Linked DNA regions of Homo sapiens: region 1 is linked to region 2. A link is an interaction called in ENCODE POLR2A ChIA-PET data of the cell type or tissue named here. Cell type or tissue: Panc1. All regions are shown on one strand. Links, peaks and the distances in the headings refer to the core of each region. The heading gives the core; the rest is flanking DNA.

Region 1 (8,214 bases), core at 1-8,000, 170 kb after region 2:
CCAAAAATACAAAAAAATTAGTCAGGCATGGTGGTGGGCACCTGTAATCCCAGCTACTTGGGAGGCTGAAGCAGGAGAATCACTTGAACCCGGGAGGCAGAGGTTGCAGTGAACCAAGATCGCACCACTGCACTCCAGCCTGGGTGACAAGAGCAAAACTCCATCTCGAGAAAAAAAAAAAAAAAAAAAAGAATGACCTCTGATTCAGTCACTCATTCAATATGTATTTACTGAACACCTACCATATGTCAGGGTCTGTTCTAGGAGCAGCACTGAAAAAGTAGATAAAATACTGGCCTCACTGGAGTTACTGGAGTTACACCCTAGTTGAATAATAATAGATTAAATATTAAACAATAAAAATAATAGATTGCATATGCCCTGTTGTCATAGGCAGCCCTTTCCAAGGCAAAACCCCAGTAAAACCAGATTAGGAAATTAGAGGAAGAATAAAGGACAAAAATAACAACTTCTGACCCTTCAGGCCAAGCTCTTCCCCTGTCTAGCAGAGATGCCCAAGATACAAGTGGCTCTGGCAGTGTGAATACAGAGGCTTAGAGCTGGGCACACTCAAAATCACTAGGCCAAGCCAAGCACCATGGCTCATGCCTATAATCCCAGCACTTTGGAAGGTCAAGGCAGAAGGATCGCTTGAGCCCAGGAGTTCAAGACCAGCCGAGGCAACAAAGTGAGACCCCCATCTCTACAAAAAATCAAAAAAATTACCTGGGCATGGTGGTGTGCACCTGTGGTCCCAGCTACATGGGAGGCTAAGGCAGGAGAATCACTGGAGCCCAGGAGGTCAAGGCTGCAGTGAGCCTTATTCACACCACTGCACTCCAGCCTGGGTGATGGAGTGAGACCTCGTCTCAAAGAAAAATAAAAATCACTAGACCAATCACATCACCTTCTGGCTTTTGAGGGGTTTTTTAAGAGACAGAGTCTTGCCCTGTCACCCAGGCAGGAGTGCAGTGGCGCAATCATAATCACGGTAGCCTTTAACTCCTGGGCTCAAGGAACCTTCCTGCTTCAGCCTCCCAAGTAGCTAGGACTACAGGTGCAGACAGGGTCTCATTATGTTGCCCAGGCTGGTCTCAAACTCCTGGCCTCAGGTGATTCTCCTGCCTTGGCCTCCCAAAGCACTGGGATTACAGGCATGAGCCACCATGCCCAGCCACCTTCTCATTTTTTAATTACCTTCTATGACTCCCTCACCACAAAACACACACACACACACACACACACACACACACATATATAGTTTGGGTTGTGCTTGCTTGAATACCTTGCAGGAAAGAAAACATTACTTCCCAATGCAGCTCACTCTAGAGAAGTTTAGGTTTTGTTTTGTTTTGTTTTGTTTACCTTATATTGACTCTGACATTAAAATTTTTTTATAACCTAGGTGATAGGTCAATAGGTGCAGCAAACCACCATGGCACATGTCTACCTATGTGACAAACCTACACATCTGGCACATGTATCCTGGAACTTAAAATAAAATAAAATTAATTTTTTAAAAATCATTTTATATTTTCAGTTTGGGGTTATCCACAAATTAATAAAAATACTTTCTGGATAAGTGGCTTTCAAACAATGCTCTATAAAGCCCTTGGTGCTTTGAGGAAGGACTCAGAAGTAGTGGGGCAGGGTGGGTGGGCAAGACAGAAAACTTCTACAGACCCGGTAGACAGAGCCTTGAGTTTAGTTTCCACAGAGAATTTTATTGGAAGAAAGGGTTGCACAGTTAGAAAAACATTTGAAAACCCCTGTTCCAGATATTCATCCCACAAGTCATTATTATAAATGTTGAATCAAATAGAGGTGAGAGCAGAGCATTAAGATACATTTCCCTGCATACTGATGGCAATCACTGTGTCTTGGGTATGGCAGGAAAGCCAGTTGCGAACCAATCTCATTGTTCCACATGGACCCCCAAGGCTTAAGAAGGACCCTGTAAATGTCTCCCTGAAGCTGTCAAGAGTGTGCGTTTCTGAGTTTCACCATTCGTTGAGATCACTGCTTTTCAGCCCTGGATCTGCATTAGAATCAACTGGGAAGTTTTAAAACTACCACTGCTCCTCGAGAAATTAAATATCGTTACCACGCGACCCAGTCATTTCACTCCTAGGTATATACCCAAGAGAAATGAAGACCCAAGTTCAAATGTCTGAAGGCCACATCCCTATATACCAGCTGGCGAATACTGGGGGAGGAACTAGATGTCCCAATTTGCAAATGAATTTTTATAATATTATTCATAACAGCCATATAGCCATATGAATAGCATTATTCATAATGGCCAAAAATATGTGGAATTAATCCAAATCTCTCTCAATTGATGATTGCATAAACAAAATGTGACATATTTATACAATGGAATATTATTCAGCCATAAAAAGAAATGAAGTACTGATTTGTGCTACAGCATGGATGAACCTTGAAAACATTGTTAAGTGAAAGAAGCCAGACACAAAAGGCCATATATTGTTATCATTCCATTTATATTAAATGTTCAGTATGGCAAATCTATAGCAATAGAAAGTAGACTAATGGTTGTCTAGGGATAAGAAAGATGAGAGGATTAGGGGTGGTGGCTACAGATACAACTATCTTTTTGGAGTGATGAAATATTCTGAAATTGATTGTGGTGATGGTTGTAGAACTCTGTGAATATACTTAAAACCACTGAATTGTATACTTTAAATTGTATATGTATAAACGTATACTTAAATTGTATGGTATGTATATTATATCTCAATAAAACTGTTATCACAAAGATAATAACTACCACTGCTTTGGCTTCCACAGAATTTTTGTTAGGTAAAATATTTTATTAAAGAACAATTTAAATATATATAAAACAAGTGTTATGGTTTGAATGGGTATCTTCAAAATTCAGGTGTTGCCAATATGACAGTATTAAGAGGTGGGGCTTTTAAAAAGTGATTAGGCCATGAGGGCCCCTCCCTTAGGAATAGAATTAGTGCTTTTATAAAATGGCTTCATGTAACGAATTCATTCCTCTTGCTCTTTTTCTACCTTCCACCATATGAAAACTTAGCATTTCTCCTCTCTGAAGAATGCAGCAATAAGGCATCATCTTGGAAGCAGAGCGCAGCCCTCACCAGACACCAAATGCCGGTGCTTTGATCTTGGACTTTCAGCCTCCAGAACTGCTTGAAGAAATTTTCTCTGACCCCACACCCTTGGGGCTAGTCTGGAATACAGGCCTTTCCTTCATATTTCCAAGACATAGCTCTGTTTGCTTCTGTGATCTTTGAGAGTGAAGGCACCTCTTCTTATTCATATTCCATTCTTGGTCTTTCTATATACAGTGTCCCCTTAGCAGCAAATACCTCCTTTAAATGGAGGAAATTCTCTGGCACATACACTAAAACCATGGCTTCTCCCCAGTGAGAGGGCTGGGCTTTGGAAAGCAATAGAGACGATGGTGGAAGTAACAGCTCAGTACTTATAGCTAGCAGGCACACATCCTCCTCCCTTCACTTTGGATTTTTCCAAAGAATTTTTTAAATTGATCTAGGTGGGACTTGGATGTCCATTCCCAAGTGATTCTATTAAATAGCCTAGACTGAGAACCACTGACTCCAGTCATGGGAATGGGAAGGGAAATGATTGATTTTGAGGGATGTCACCCTCAAAGAATATTAAAGGAGTAGCTCTTGAAAGCCTAGATGTTCCCACTCTAGGCTTTCAAGAGCTACTCCTTTAATATTCTTTTCTGAGGCTGGGCACAGTGGCTCATGCCTGTAATCCCAGCATTTTGGGGGACCAAGGCAGGTGGATCACTTGAGCCCAGGAGTTCAAGACTAGCCTGGGCAATATGGTGAAACCCCATCTCTACAAAAAAATACAAAAATTAGCTGGGCATGGTGGTGCATGCCTGTAGTCCCAGCACCTTGGGAGGCTGAGGTGGGAGGATCACTTGAGTCCAGGAGGTTGAGGCTGCAGTGAGCTGATGTCATGGGATCCTGTGGGTGTCACTTCACCAGCCGGAAACCTGTGTGGCCAGTGGCGCTTTTCCCTGAGTTTTTACTTAGGCCCGCTGGGCTTGTTCCACCCAATCAGCCTGGCAGGCTGTGCTCAGCTTGCACTACTGGCCTGAATCTCATGCCTGCCAAGGGAGAGCCAGGCACAGAGCAGCAAGGGGTGTGTGAGTGAGCAAGCATGGTGCCCGGCCACTGAGCACAGCCAGGCACACTGGCTGTGGTGGGGCAGGCAGTTCCAAGCACCAGCACAGGCGCCAGCTCCCTGTGAGGCTGTGGCTGGACCAGGTGGACCACAAGCAGCTTCCATGGCTGGCACTGAGGAACGCAGTGGAACTTGGAAGCTTGGAGATGCCGGGAACCACAGAGCCCCAGAGAGGGTGTTACAGCCCTGGCTTGGGGAGCTCCTAGGTCTGGGCTCCCAGAAGGGCTGCAGCTCTCTCTCCTTCTTGTTGCCCACAACGTGGTAAGCAAGGGGTGTATTTCAGACCCATTTGTGTTATAGCTCTTTTAGCCCAGGCATTCAGCGCATCCCAAGTTCTTGTCCTGTGTCTAGGAAGAATGAGGTACGCAGACAAGTGGAGGGTGAGCAAGTCAAAGAGGAGTTTGATTGAGTGACAGAACAGCTTAGAGGAAACCACAGTGGGTAGCTCCTCTCCACAGGCAGGTTGTCCCAATAGTGTTCAGCTCTCAGCAGAGGAGACCCTAGAGTAGGCAGCTCCTCTCCACAGGCAGGTTGTCCCAACAGTGTTCAGCTCTCAGCAGAGGAGACCCTAGAGTGGGCAGCTCCTCTCTGCAGCTGGTAGTCCCAACTTATGCCCAGCTCTCAGCAGAGAGGAGATCCTGGAGCAGGTAGCTCCTCTCCAAAGGCAGGTCATCTGGTCATCGGAGTCTGGCTGAGTCCAGGGGTTTTTATGGGCTTCAGAGGGGAGGAAGTACATGCTGATTGGTTCACGGGTGGCAATGGGTGGGCCTGAAAATAGCACCATAAGTTCCCATTCTGGCCCATCAGCCCCACCACCAGGCTTTAGGCCATCCCTGGCTTGAAGGTGAGGCTTCACCAGGGACCTGCCCCTTTCTGCCCAGGAGCTTGTCTGCCTCCTGCCACTGCCCAAGCTATTTGTGTTGAGGGGCTCCTGCAGGCCCATGCTGAGCCACCCTCAGTGCTCCCTCAGCCTCCCTCCTGTGCTCGTCAGTGCCCAAAGCCTGGAGGGGAGCCAAGGCGGCAGGGGTCTGGCATGTCAGTGCTGCTCTGAGCATGCATACACCTGGCTGGGTTGCAAGAGGGCCTGGGCTTGGCCTCAACTTTGCTCCAAAATCAGAGTCGGCACCGGGAGTGGGGAGAGACCAGGCAACAGGAGCAGGTACTTCTGAGCCTGCAGGGGCAGGGAGGCTTCCCTGGCCCCCAAGAGATGCCCGGGTCCACAGCCATGGCTGGATGGCTGCAGCTGTGCCTGAGAGGGCAGGGCTCCTGCCTGATTCTGGCCCCCAAGAGCACAGGGATGTCCAGGTCTGGAGCTGTGCCTGGGCAGCTGCAGCTGCACCCAGGGAGCACAAGGCTCCCGCCCTGCCAACTTGGAAGTGGGCAGGGCTTCCACAGTTCCCGGCTCCTCCCAGCCCTGTAGAGCTCGCAGCCCTGGCCACGCCTCCCCCACTGCAGCCAGTGTCATGATAGCAGCCACTCCAGAAGGGCCACCCACGCCATCACCAAGATTGCAACACTGAACTCCAGCCTGGGCAACAGAGCAAGACCCTGTCTCAAAAAAAAAAAGTTATTTTCTGGAATTATGCTTGCCATCGAACCCCACCTGGAGTTTGCAAATATCATCTTCCTCTTTCTGAGACTTGCATTAGTTAACATTGCCAGTCTTCAGCTACTCTCATTGTTGCACAGTGCCCTTCATGGATCCTAAGCTGGAGCAGATACATCATTTGTGAGGCTCAGGATATAATGATTCAGAGAATGCTCAAGCATCCTAGCTTCTCTGAATCATTATGTCCTGAAGCACTTAGCTCAGTCTACAGCTAGTAATTAAGAACACTGGCCTGGCCGGGCGCGGTGGCTCACGCCTGTAATCCCAGCACTTTGGGAGGCCGAGGCGGGTGGATCATGAGGTCAGGAGATCGAGACCATCCTGGCTAACAAGGTGAAACCCCGTCTCTACTAAAAAAATACAAAAAATTAGCCGGGCGCGGTGGCGGGCGCCTGTAGTCCCAGCTACTCGGGAGGCTGAGGCAGGAGAATGGCGTGAACCCGGGAAGCGGAGCTTGCAGTGAGCTGAGATTGCGCCACTGCAGTCCGCAGTCCGGCCTGGGCGACAGAGCGAGACTCCGTCTCAAAAAAAAAAAAAAAAAAAAAAAAAAAAGAACACTGGCCTTATTATCAAGGCTGAACTGGAATCCCGGTTCTGCTACTTGGTGGGAGAATGACCTTGAGCAAATCATGTTTCTAAGCCTCGGATTTCTCATCTCTAAAGTGAGGATAATAAAGCCTACCTGTAAGGACTGTTATAGGCATTAAATTCCCACCACAGATGTAAAGTGCTTGGCTCAGAGTGAATGTGAAATAAACTGCTAGTGATTATTTCTTCCCAGGGAGTTGTAAGACTGGGAGATCTAGCCCCTCCTCCAATATCCCCCTGCTGGCATATAGGTATGCAACCTCCAAACATTCAGGACTCATAGCAGGTGCCTGCCTGCACTCTTCAAACCAGTCCTCTAGGGGGAAGACAAAGGGAATGATCCCTTATCTCTGGTTCCCTCATCAGCCCCAGCAATGTCCTAGTCTTGGGGTACACTAGCAAATATTGTCAGAGCATTTTCTCAGGTCCACGCCCACCACCCTACACTTTCCTGGTCTTTCCTTCCTAAGCCAAGAGCCATTCCTAGAGACAGGACCCCCAGGAGTCTTCACAAAGTCCCTGTGCTGAAACATCTGAATTTCACCACATAGTATCTTGTCATTAAAACCTAAGAGTGTCTGTCTCAGAATTGGCCAGTTTTTTCTTCCAACCATTTACAGAGAATGTATAATCCACAATTTATAATTCCACAACCACCTGGAATAGTATTTGTTGCTCAATACACATCTGACATCTGACAGGAAGTATGGAATAAATAACCAAGAAGCAGTTAAAGCTCCCCATTAAAATCCTCCCACCCAGCTTAAATACTGGGTGAACTCCTCTTTCATGTTGTTTTATCGATCAGAATGGTTTCCTCTTCCCTACCTCTGAATTCTTATTATCACTATCTTTATTGCATACTTACTAATTGATCCAAGATCCTACAGCTAATAATTGGCAAATCTAGAATTCAGCTGTACTGACTTGAATAGCATCTCCCCAAAATTCACATCTACTGGAACTTGGAATGTGAACTTATTTCAAAATAGTGTCTTTGGCTGGCATGGTGGCTTATGCCTGTAATCCCAGTAATTTGGGAGGCTGAGGCAGGAGGATCATTTGAGCCCAGGAGTTGGAAACCAGCCTGGTCAACATAACAAGACACTGTCTCTACAAAAGTAAAAAATAAAAAAATAAAAAAATAGCTGAGCGTGGTGGCACATGTCTGTATTCTCAGCTACTTGGGAGGCTAAGGAGGAAAATTGCTTGAGCCCAGGAATTTGAGGCTGCCATAAGCCATGACTGTGCCATTGTACTCCAGCGTGGGTGACAGAGAAAGACCCTGTCTCAAAAGAAAAAAAAAATGTGTCTTTACAGATGTAATCAAGTTAAGATAAAGTCATACTGAATTAGGGTGGGCCCTAAATCCAGTGACTGGTGTCCTTAAAAAGAAGGAAATGTGGACACAGAAACACAGGAGGAGACACAGAGAGGAAGGTCATGTGAAGATGGAGGCTGGGGTGGGAGTGATGCCGCCACAAGCTGAGGAATGCCAAGGATTGCCAGAAGTCACCAGAACCAAGCAAGAGGCAATGAAAGAATCCTCCCTCGCGGCTTCAGAGAGAGCATGGCACTGCCAATTTTGGACTTCTACCCTCCAGAACTGTGAGAGACTAAATATCTGTTAAGCTACCTTGTTTTTGGTAATTTGGTATGATGGCCCTAGGAAACTAATACACTGTCTGTCAGATATCAGACATCCTCATTCTTAATGATATCTCATCTGTACCATGATGTTATGCAGCCTTATGATTGTAGCACCTAAACCGTATCCCTCATGGCACATTTCTCAGGTGCCT
Region 2 (8,412 bases), core at 292-8,291:
TTAACCAGGGGAAGGCAGAGAAGAGCAACCTTCCAGATACAGAGAACAGGATGAGATAAGATGGGGGTAATAGTCCAGTGAAGATTAATTTTATTAATGTTGAGAAGATGTAGAATTGAGAAAAACTCACCCGTGCCCTCTCAGATCTTTTGAAATTTCAGATCCAATTCCAAGTTCACCAAAAGAAACAGGTACAGAACTGTATTACTTTGTTTTGGGTCTAGAGGGATTTGGCCACTTTGCACACTTCATTTCTAAGTGTACTTCCCTCTTACTCTTATCCACATGCTCCATAATGGTCTGGAACCCCTTCTAGGATTCCTGACTGGCACAGTTTGGGAACAATGTAGCCCACTCTGGAGTTGACTAAAGTCTACTTTAAGTCTGAAACTTAAACATTTCCTGAGTTTGCCATTTAGATTCTGGTAAGGCACTTTTTTGGTGGTGGAGGGTGGGGGGGTCCTGTAAGTTATCAGTATATTCTTTGCTGGGGGTTTTCCCCCTTGACCCATAATTTGTTACATGAGGGTGTATCAGGAAAACCTGTCATCTTGTAGTATGTAGTTATATACAGATGCTCCTCAACTTATAATGGAATTACATCCGGATAAACGTATCTTAAGTTGGCAATATCATAAATTGAAAATACACTTAATACTTGTAACCTACCGCACGTTGTAGCTCACGCTACACTACCTTAAACATGCTCAGAACATTTACATTAGCCTATAGTTAGACAAAATCATCTAACACAAAGCCTACTTTAAAATAAAGTATTGAATATCTCATGTAATTTATTGAATACTGTACTGAAAGTGAAAAACAGAATGGTTGTATGAGTACTCAAAGTATGGTTTCTACTGAATTCATATCACTTTTGCACCATTGTAAAGTCAAAAAATTGAAAGTTGAACCATCATAAATTAGGGACCATCTGTACATTACCCATGTCAATGACAAATAAGACAAAACTAATTTCTATTTGCTGTTGAAATTATTTTTATTCACAAATCTCTCCATCTTGACATTAGTCACCATTGAATCTCAAGTGCAGCGTAAACTGAGAATGCATCTATAATTATGGGTTGAATTTTGCATGAGCTACAGGAGGCAGCCAGGTGGGGATACCCACTGTCCTGGGGGCAGGAGACACTGGTTTTGATTTTTGCAGTGATATTAAGATCAAATAGCTGAGGGATTTTTTTTTTTTCTTTTTGGAACCCGGGTTGTAGGGGAGAGAAAGTGTAGGGTGGGAAAGAGATAAGAAGATGGGAGAAAGTGGATGGGGAGCTGATGATAACTTACATTTGTGAAATGGAATTGGAGTTTGATAAATAAAAAATACTGATTTTATTCAACCAAAGACATTATACTTTTTCTGCTTAATTAACTAATCATATGAACTCATGCCTTGTTAATGATAATCCATTATGAGATGCAGTTGAATTTGCTAAATCTATTTCAAAAGCTCTGCTTACTCAACCATTTATAGCACATTTGACAAGTAATTTTTTCTATAGAAGACTTTAAATAAAAACCATTGAAATAGTGTAAGATCCTAGACCCACATACTGTCTGCCATCACACATCACTTTCCTCAGTGTCTGTCAGTTGATGTTTTTGTGTGGTGAATGTGAACCAGTGGCCTGAAGAAATGGAGAGTAAATGGTGATGAGGTATTGCTGTAAGTTGTGTTTTCTGTTATAACTAAGTCTTGACTTACCCATGGTAATTCTTTCTTACAAACCTTCCATATATGTGTGCTGGTTTCTATTCCTGATGCTGAACTGTTAGTTTTCTAATATTTAACTTTTGGCTTCCAAAACTACATGAAGTTATTTTTCTAAAGAAAGACAAAAAAAAAGAAAAAGATACCTACTTAAAAGTAGCCTTCCTATAATTAGCTGTGTACACATGTTAGCCAAATAAGGTATAGATGTAGTCATTTTTAGCCTGAAATGATTGAAAAAGGTGAAATTAATGAATTAATCTTGGTGCAGTTTCAAAATAGTAATGGAAGAAAAACATAGCCATTTTATTCTTTTAATTATTTTTTTCAGTCATAAGGGAACCATCATTTCAGGAAGAAAGATTATTATTACTACAGTTTGGCTTTAGGTCATATTTTAGGCCATTTATGATGTAATCATATTTTCCAGCTCAAGAGTTTTGTGTGAAGAGATTTAGATCTAGTACTTTATTTTGAAATACCCAAACCATTTTTTAAATCTTGTTTTTGGAATTTTCTAACTTTCTGCATGCCATCCTAGTTCTCTGTCAGGGACCCTGGTTTTCCAGCTCCCTTTTCTCTGAAAAATACACAGTTGGGATGTTGAAGGGCCCTAGTCGAAAGGTTATTGATTTCTTCACTTTCGTCTTTTGTTACTCTCAAACTAAACATCATTAAGGCTTCGGCCTCCCTAATCTCTGAGTCTTCCCAAGTCACCCCAAATGTAGAAACAGTCCAATTATGACTAGAGCACAGCTTCAAGACAAGGTTTTTGTACCATTTTTTCCCCAATTGCTGCTCTCTACCCACTAGTGGGTCATGAAATCAATTTAGTGGGTCATGACCAGATCTTTCATTTTTATTGTAATAGAATCAGTAGAAAATGTCAGAGTGTACTGCAACATAGCGTCATAAGGGTAAGTATTGTTTCATAAAACTTGTTTCATTTTTACACACTATGTTTGTGTATACTGATTAGGTAAATAAATTTCTTACACTAGGTCATGGTAAAAAATAAATGTGAAAAATCGACCGCATCCCCTTTCAACTGGATTGCACCATTCAGCCTCTTTATAGAAATTCTGCAGGGCCATTCCTGTTGGCCAGTTGGGTCCTGGGAATCATGGCCAAAATCTCAGCATTACTTTCTATCCAGTCATGTTTTATTTCCTCTCACTTGTGTTGACTCCTTACGGTGATGGTTTCCTGACTGTTTGGACCCCTGTCCATTCAGCAAACTAGTGATGAGTCCATAGTTCTATGTGGCCTGGTAGGTGTGATCGGGGAACATGAAGAGGGGGAAGATTGTCAGCTTCACCATTTGCTAGAAGCTGATTCTACCTTTCCTTCTTTGGTGACAAATTTTAACCTGGTTAAGGGAAGGTTATGTTAAGACAGGAAAGCATAGTTTTCCTTCTGAACTTGCATCTTTTGCATTTTTCAGAGGCGGGGAGGGGAAAATTTGGTGGCAGCAGCATTCCCTGAATCCCTTGCCAGGGGTTGTACCCAGTAGGAAGCAGTAGCATCCAGGTGGGGGCTGAGACCTACACAGACACTGGGAGGCATCAGGATCCAACATCAGGATTTGACCACAGACACTCTTGGGGTAGGGACCGAAACTCAGCACACTTACTTTAACCCCAGCATGTGTTCAAATACAGAATGTGCTAAAATGTGATTATAATGTTCATGTCATTCTCAGATCACTGGCTAAAGGCCTAAAAGAGATCTTGGAAATAACTAGTTTCACTCTCTTTCCTTCACACTTATGCAACACTAGATAAGTGGAAATCCTGCCTTATGTAAGAATCCAAAGAAAATTTAGTTTTCTCTGCCAAGTAATCCATTTCAGCAATATTTGTTGGTAATGGTGCCTATTAAGTATGAGACATCTGGACTGGCATATAAATTGGGGTTCATTCTGACAAAGTATATATGGATGTTTAGTAATGGGTCAATCTGGGATTGCAGGGAAATGAAGCACCCAGTTTTCAGTGGTGATCCCTTTCTCCTAGCTGAGCAGCCTAGTACTAAGAGTGGAATGTATTCCCTTATATATGCTCTTCTATGCCCCAAAAATGAGTGCCTTGAAGATTCTGATGAGAGACATTAATGATAGAGGCAAACAGTGTGTGGCTGTGACTGGAAAAATTGTGTGTTTGTAGGAAAAGGGCTTGGAATTGTGAGACTTGGAGCTGTAATTACATGAGAAAAAATGGGGAGTGCAGTTGTCATGTCCATGTCTGCATTTTTCTTTGTGAGCACTGAGCTGGATAACTGAAGCCTCTGAGTGGTTTGCAGAAAAGCAGGATTAATACTGCTTCTAAACTGTCCAGTCCTCAGAAGGAAGTTTCTTGGTGAGTGGATGGGATAATATGGATTTAAGTTAGAACATTTTCTTGAAAGTAAATGCCAAAAAACACACAAGATATAGCTTGTTGGCCTCAATACAGCTGAGGGCTCAATTATGATTTAGAACACGCTCCCTGAAACACTCGCCTGCCCTGAGGTCAACCTAATGACTGGAAATTCTGCAAATGTAACAGCTACTATCACTTGGTCTGTTTTTATAACATACACACACACACATACACAGGTTTGGATAAAATCAGTTTTCTAACAGTGCTCTGCTTGTGAATGCTTGGTGGTATTGTGGATTATCAAAAATGTTTACAGGGATTCTTGAGTTACATTATTTCAGTGATCGTTTAGCCAGGAGAAAGTTTTTGTTGTTGTTGGTTTGCTTTAATGAATTGTGCCTTTTTTACTGGGCTCTTTCAGCCTGTGATCACCTCCATGCAGGTCGTCTTGATTTCATCATTGGGATGGGCTTTTATGGTGCTATCTGTGGAGGAGAAAGCATATATGCAGTTCCTAGAACTTCCCTACCCTTCTTTACCTTCCTTTTTTAGGGGAGCTCCTATAACACTATGAGTTTGTTCTTTTACTCTAGGTCTAGATGGTGATTTTCAAATTTTAAGTTCAACTCGTAAGTGGATCGTAAAATTACTCTAGTAGGTCACTCCAGTTTTTTTTTTGTTTGTTTGTAAAGGAACTGAAATAGAATAGAAAATATCAGAGTGTATTCGCAACCCATAATATAGCTAGGTAATGTTTCATGTAACCTTTGTTTCATTTATACACATGCACGCATCTACGTGTTCCCTCTTATGCTATAGGTTGCAACATAAAGTGTACTTCTTAGTGTAGGTCATTGTCAAGAGGCTTTATTTATTTATTTATTTATGTCGTTGTTGTTGTCAACAGGTTTTAAATCTACTTATCTAGGAGACCAAAAAATACCTTAAATAAATGCTGTCATTTTAGCTTTTGTTGCCATTCTTTGTTGTTTGCAGCAACAGAATTTTGGCATGTGTCAAAGGCACTTGACTTCCATTGAGCAAATGGGCTGTTTGATCTCAGGGCACTGGGTTTTTCATTGCCTATTAGGAAGGTAAAGCCATTCATCCAAAGGCAGCAAAATGCAGGGGATGGCGAGGAAGAGAAGGAAAACAAACAGTGTAGGTGGAAAGTCTCAGGCTCTTCCCAGTAAACAGGCATTTTCAAATATCAAAGACTCCCCTGCATTAATGCTACAGAGTATTTCTGTACACTTTGAAGTGATACACTCATTTGTAAACCAAATTATAATGTTGTGATATTATAGCCCAGGATGGCAGGTGTTCAGAAAGCATACCACTTATTAAAATGGCCATATGAAAGCCTAGTACATTTTCTGTTCTATTGATTCCAGTCTCATTTCTACTGCTTCTACTTTCCTCTGCTCCTCACTGAACTGCCCACCTGCTCCCAGACCCACAATCACTCGAGATATCAAATCAGCACAAGATTCAGTCTTCATCACCCCTCTAGCATGCATACCTCTCACTCAACCCAGGTATCTAGAGACACATGCTTCTAAGCTGACTCAGGAGGCAGACTTGCTTGACTCCTGGGGCACTTTTGAGAGGGGGCGTTCTCTTCCTTTCCATGTGCCCTGAGGACTGGCAGGGGACAGCTATAAATTCAAATTGTGGTTCCAGTGCTTATTAGCTGTGTGGCCTTGAGCAAGTACAGCATCACTTTCATCATCTGTAGTGTTGAGGTGGTTTTGACTACCCTATAGCATTGTTATGGTGAATAAATGCAATAATACAGGTAAGGTACTGAGCAGTACCATGCACAGAGTAGCTCTTCCATCAGTGATCAGTCCCTCTTCTTTCTGCCTTTATATGCTTTTTGTCTTTCTAAAGGGCTGCTATTCAAGCCCCTAAGGATTGAGGCTGTGCCCTTCTCCTGCTATCTTCTCTTCCTGGAAACTGGAGACCTCCATCCATTGGGCTGTGGCCAGACCACCTGTGGCCTGCCCAGACTGAGATTCTGTCCAGCAGTTGGCATTCATTGCTCTTGTATTTTGGACCCCTATGCTGACTCCACCTGAAACATGCCAGGAGGATGGTAAGACCATTAGAGATATGCACTTGATCCTCAGCTGGCAGCCGGGCCAGTCACCCAGCGCCTGTGCCACTCTACAGGCAGGTCTCTTGTGGGCACTGGCCTCTCTCCAGCTCATGGTTTTAGGAGTAGGTCATCAGACTCAACTGAGTCAAAAGGTACTACCCTTTTTATAATTTCTCTTCATCCTCTGATCTTCTAAGTGAATGAATACTTAGAGATATTTCTGCCATTAAGCTTATCATCTGATCTTGAACTAGTCATATATTAGCATTTGAATTCACATTTTAAGTATCTTTACACATTCGATATATTTTCCATTTTAAGTACTTAAAAAATTCCTCTTACATTGCAGGTGAAATTCCACCTGGAATTGAGTCTCAGTTCCACTTCTCAGTTACATCATCTCAGGCAACTCAAAAGTTTCAGTTTCCTGTAAAATACCTTTATGCCTTCTTCCCAAGGATGCATGAAGATCAAAGTTTTTTGAATGCTGTGATGCTTTATACAACAGTGATTACAGTGGCAATGTTATGATGAGTGAAGGATTGTACGTATGGTAATAGTAACATTATTATTTATGGACTGGCGATAACTAGCCTATTCTTGATGATATATCGGATTGACTAGATTTGACCAATATCCTTTGCACAATAACTGTGACACCAAGCTGTGACAACCTTAGAGAGAGGTCCTGATAGAAAGAGACTACTCTTAGAAAGCTTCGGTCACCTGTAAAGACCCAGACCTACCACTTATTAGCAAGGTGAACTTGGCCAAAAAAACTTTTGATACAGGTTTGTCACCTGTAAGAAAGGGTGACACTACTTTTATTTATTCAACAGGCAATTGTTGTTTAGTGCCTACTACATGCAAAACATAAAGTAAACAAATATGATGCCTGCCCTCATGGAGCCTGTAGTTTAATTGGAGAGATAAGCATGAAATAAATAATCGCAAATATATGTGTAATTAAAAATACCAGTAAGTGTCCTAAAGAAAAAACGCAACTTGTCTCATAAAGTTGTAAAATGTCAATAAGAGACCTTACTTGCAAAAGACCTGAGTATCAGCTTTTAGATGAGACCGGTGTTACCTGTGTTGCAGAGGAATTAGTGGATTACCCATGCTGTTGCTCCTGTTTGTATACCTCTGATTTTATTCTTAGGAATATTCCCTCTCTCTGCTGGAAGGGACAAGAATCCTGCCCCTGTACTCCAGCACCATGGGCACCTGCTTCTGGCCAGCTCTGACTTCTTGACCCTGTAGTCTACCTCTCTCTCCAGTACAAACACACCTCTTCTCCACCTCCCAACTTCATCTGCCACCTGTTCCTGCTGCCATGCTTTCCAGAGATCCAGCCCCACCTGCTTGGACTTTCACCCACCACACATGCATCTCCGTTGTGCTTCATGTAGTTTTCAGGTTCAGAGACCCCTTCCAGTGTTATACACCTTCTCCCAGCTAATCCTTCACCCGCAATAAACAACAGCAGTATCGTTTATCCTGTATTTACTGGGTGCCAGCACTTTAAATCCATCATTCTCTCTAGCTGTCTTGGCCCCCTTCCAAGCCCTGGAAGCCATCTGGCTATTAGAAGAAATAAAGTGTCCCTTGTTCAATAGGTCTGTTGGTCAGCCTCATCATTCTGCTGATGGCCCTACCCCACCATGACTCTTATTCATTTCATATGCTCAGGTAGTGCCTTGGTTCCATTAACTGGGTTTACATCTTGACCCCTTTTGTTGGTTTCCTACCTAGATTCCCTGCAAAAGACCCCAAGGCTGACCTCTAGTCCTCATATGAGAGAATCTCTCAAACATACTGCTATGTCCTCTTGGTGCCATGTTCTGCCAACCTTCTCATATGTCTGCATTGGGCCAGACACCAACCTGCCTTATGCTGGCCTGTGCCCTCAGCCTAGCCCCTTCTGTGGGGGCCCCTGATGCCAGCTGCCATTCTGAGTCTTCTTTGTTTTGCCCAGAGTCGGAACCATCCCTGGTCACTGGCCTTGTGCTATTGGGCCATTTTACTGACGGGACTCAGAACCAATGTGTGCTTTTATATTTTAAAGTATTTACTAGATTTAGCCTCTTAGGAAGTTTGAGGTACGATAACTTGACTGAGGCACACCCTTAACTTTGTCTCTTTCCCCTTCTCCTGTAGTAACTAGCTATATAGCTTATCAATTAAATGCTACTTTTCTGTCTCAGTTTAACAAACTTGTT

Evidence for each region. ChIA-PET counts read pairs that join two places held together with the same protein. Peaks named below come from ENCODE experiments on the same cell type or tissue, not always from the same donor. Only the 100,000 strongest peaks of a DNase experiment are listed, where the experiment ranks them.
Region 1: POLR2A ChIA-PET joins it to region 2 with 5 read pairs; 7 of 35 experiments call an interaction of 5 or more read pairs at or near these places.

What each region holds. Positions count from the first base shown.
Region 1 is chr1:85,281,112-85,289,325 of GRCh38, reverse strand. No RefSeq gene overlaps it. Among named protein-coding and RNA genes, the nearest start is that of BCL10, 8.6 kb to the right of the region's middle. RefSeq lists an enhancer at 1-85. In Panc1, for the core only: no CTCF peak of the experiment used is centred there; no DNase peak of the experiment used is centred there; H3K27ac peaks cover 3,529 bases.
Region 2 is chr1:85,448,894-85,457,305 of GRCh38, reverse strand. The region is part of intron 1 of DDAH1 (dimethylarginine dimethylaminohydrolase 1); the gene reads left to right. Among named protein-coding and RNA genes, the nearest start is that of DDAH1, 12 kb to the left of the region's middle. In Panc1, for the core only: no CTCF peak of the experiment used is centred there; no DNase peak of the experiment used is centred there; H3K27ac peaks cover 1,965 bases.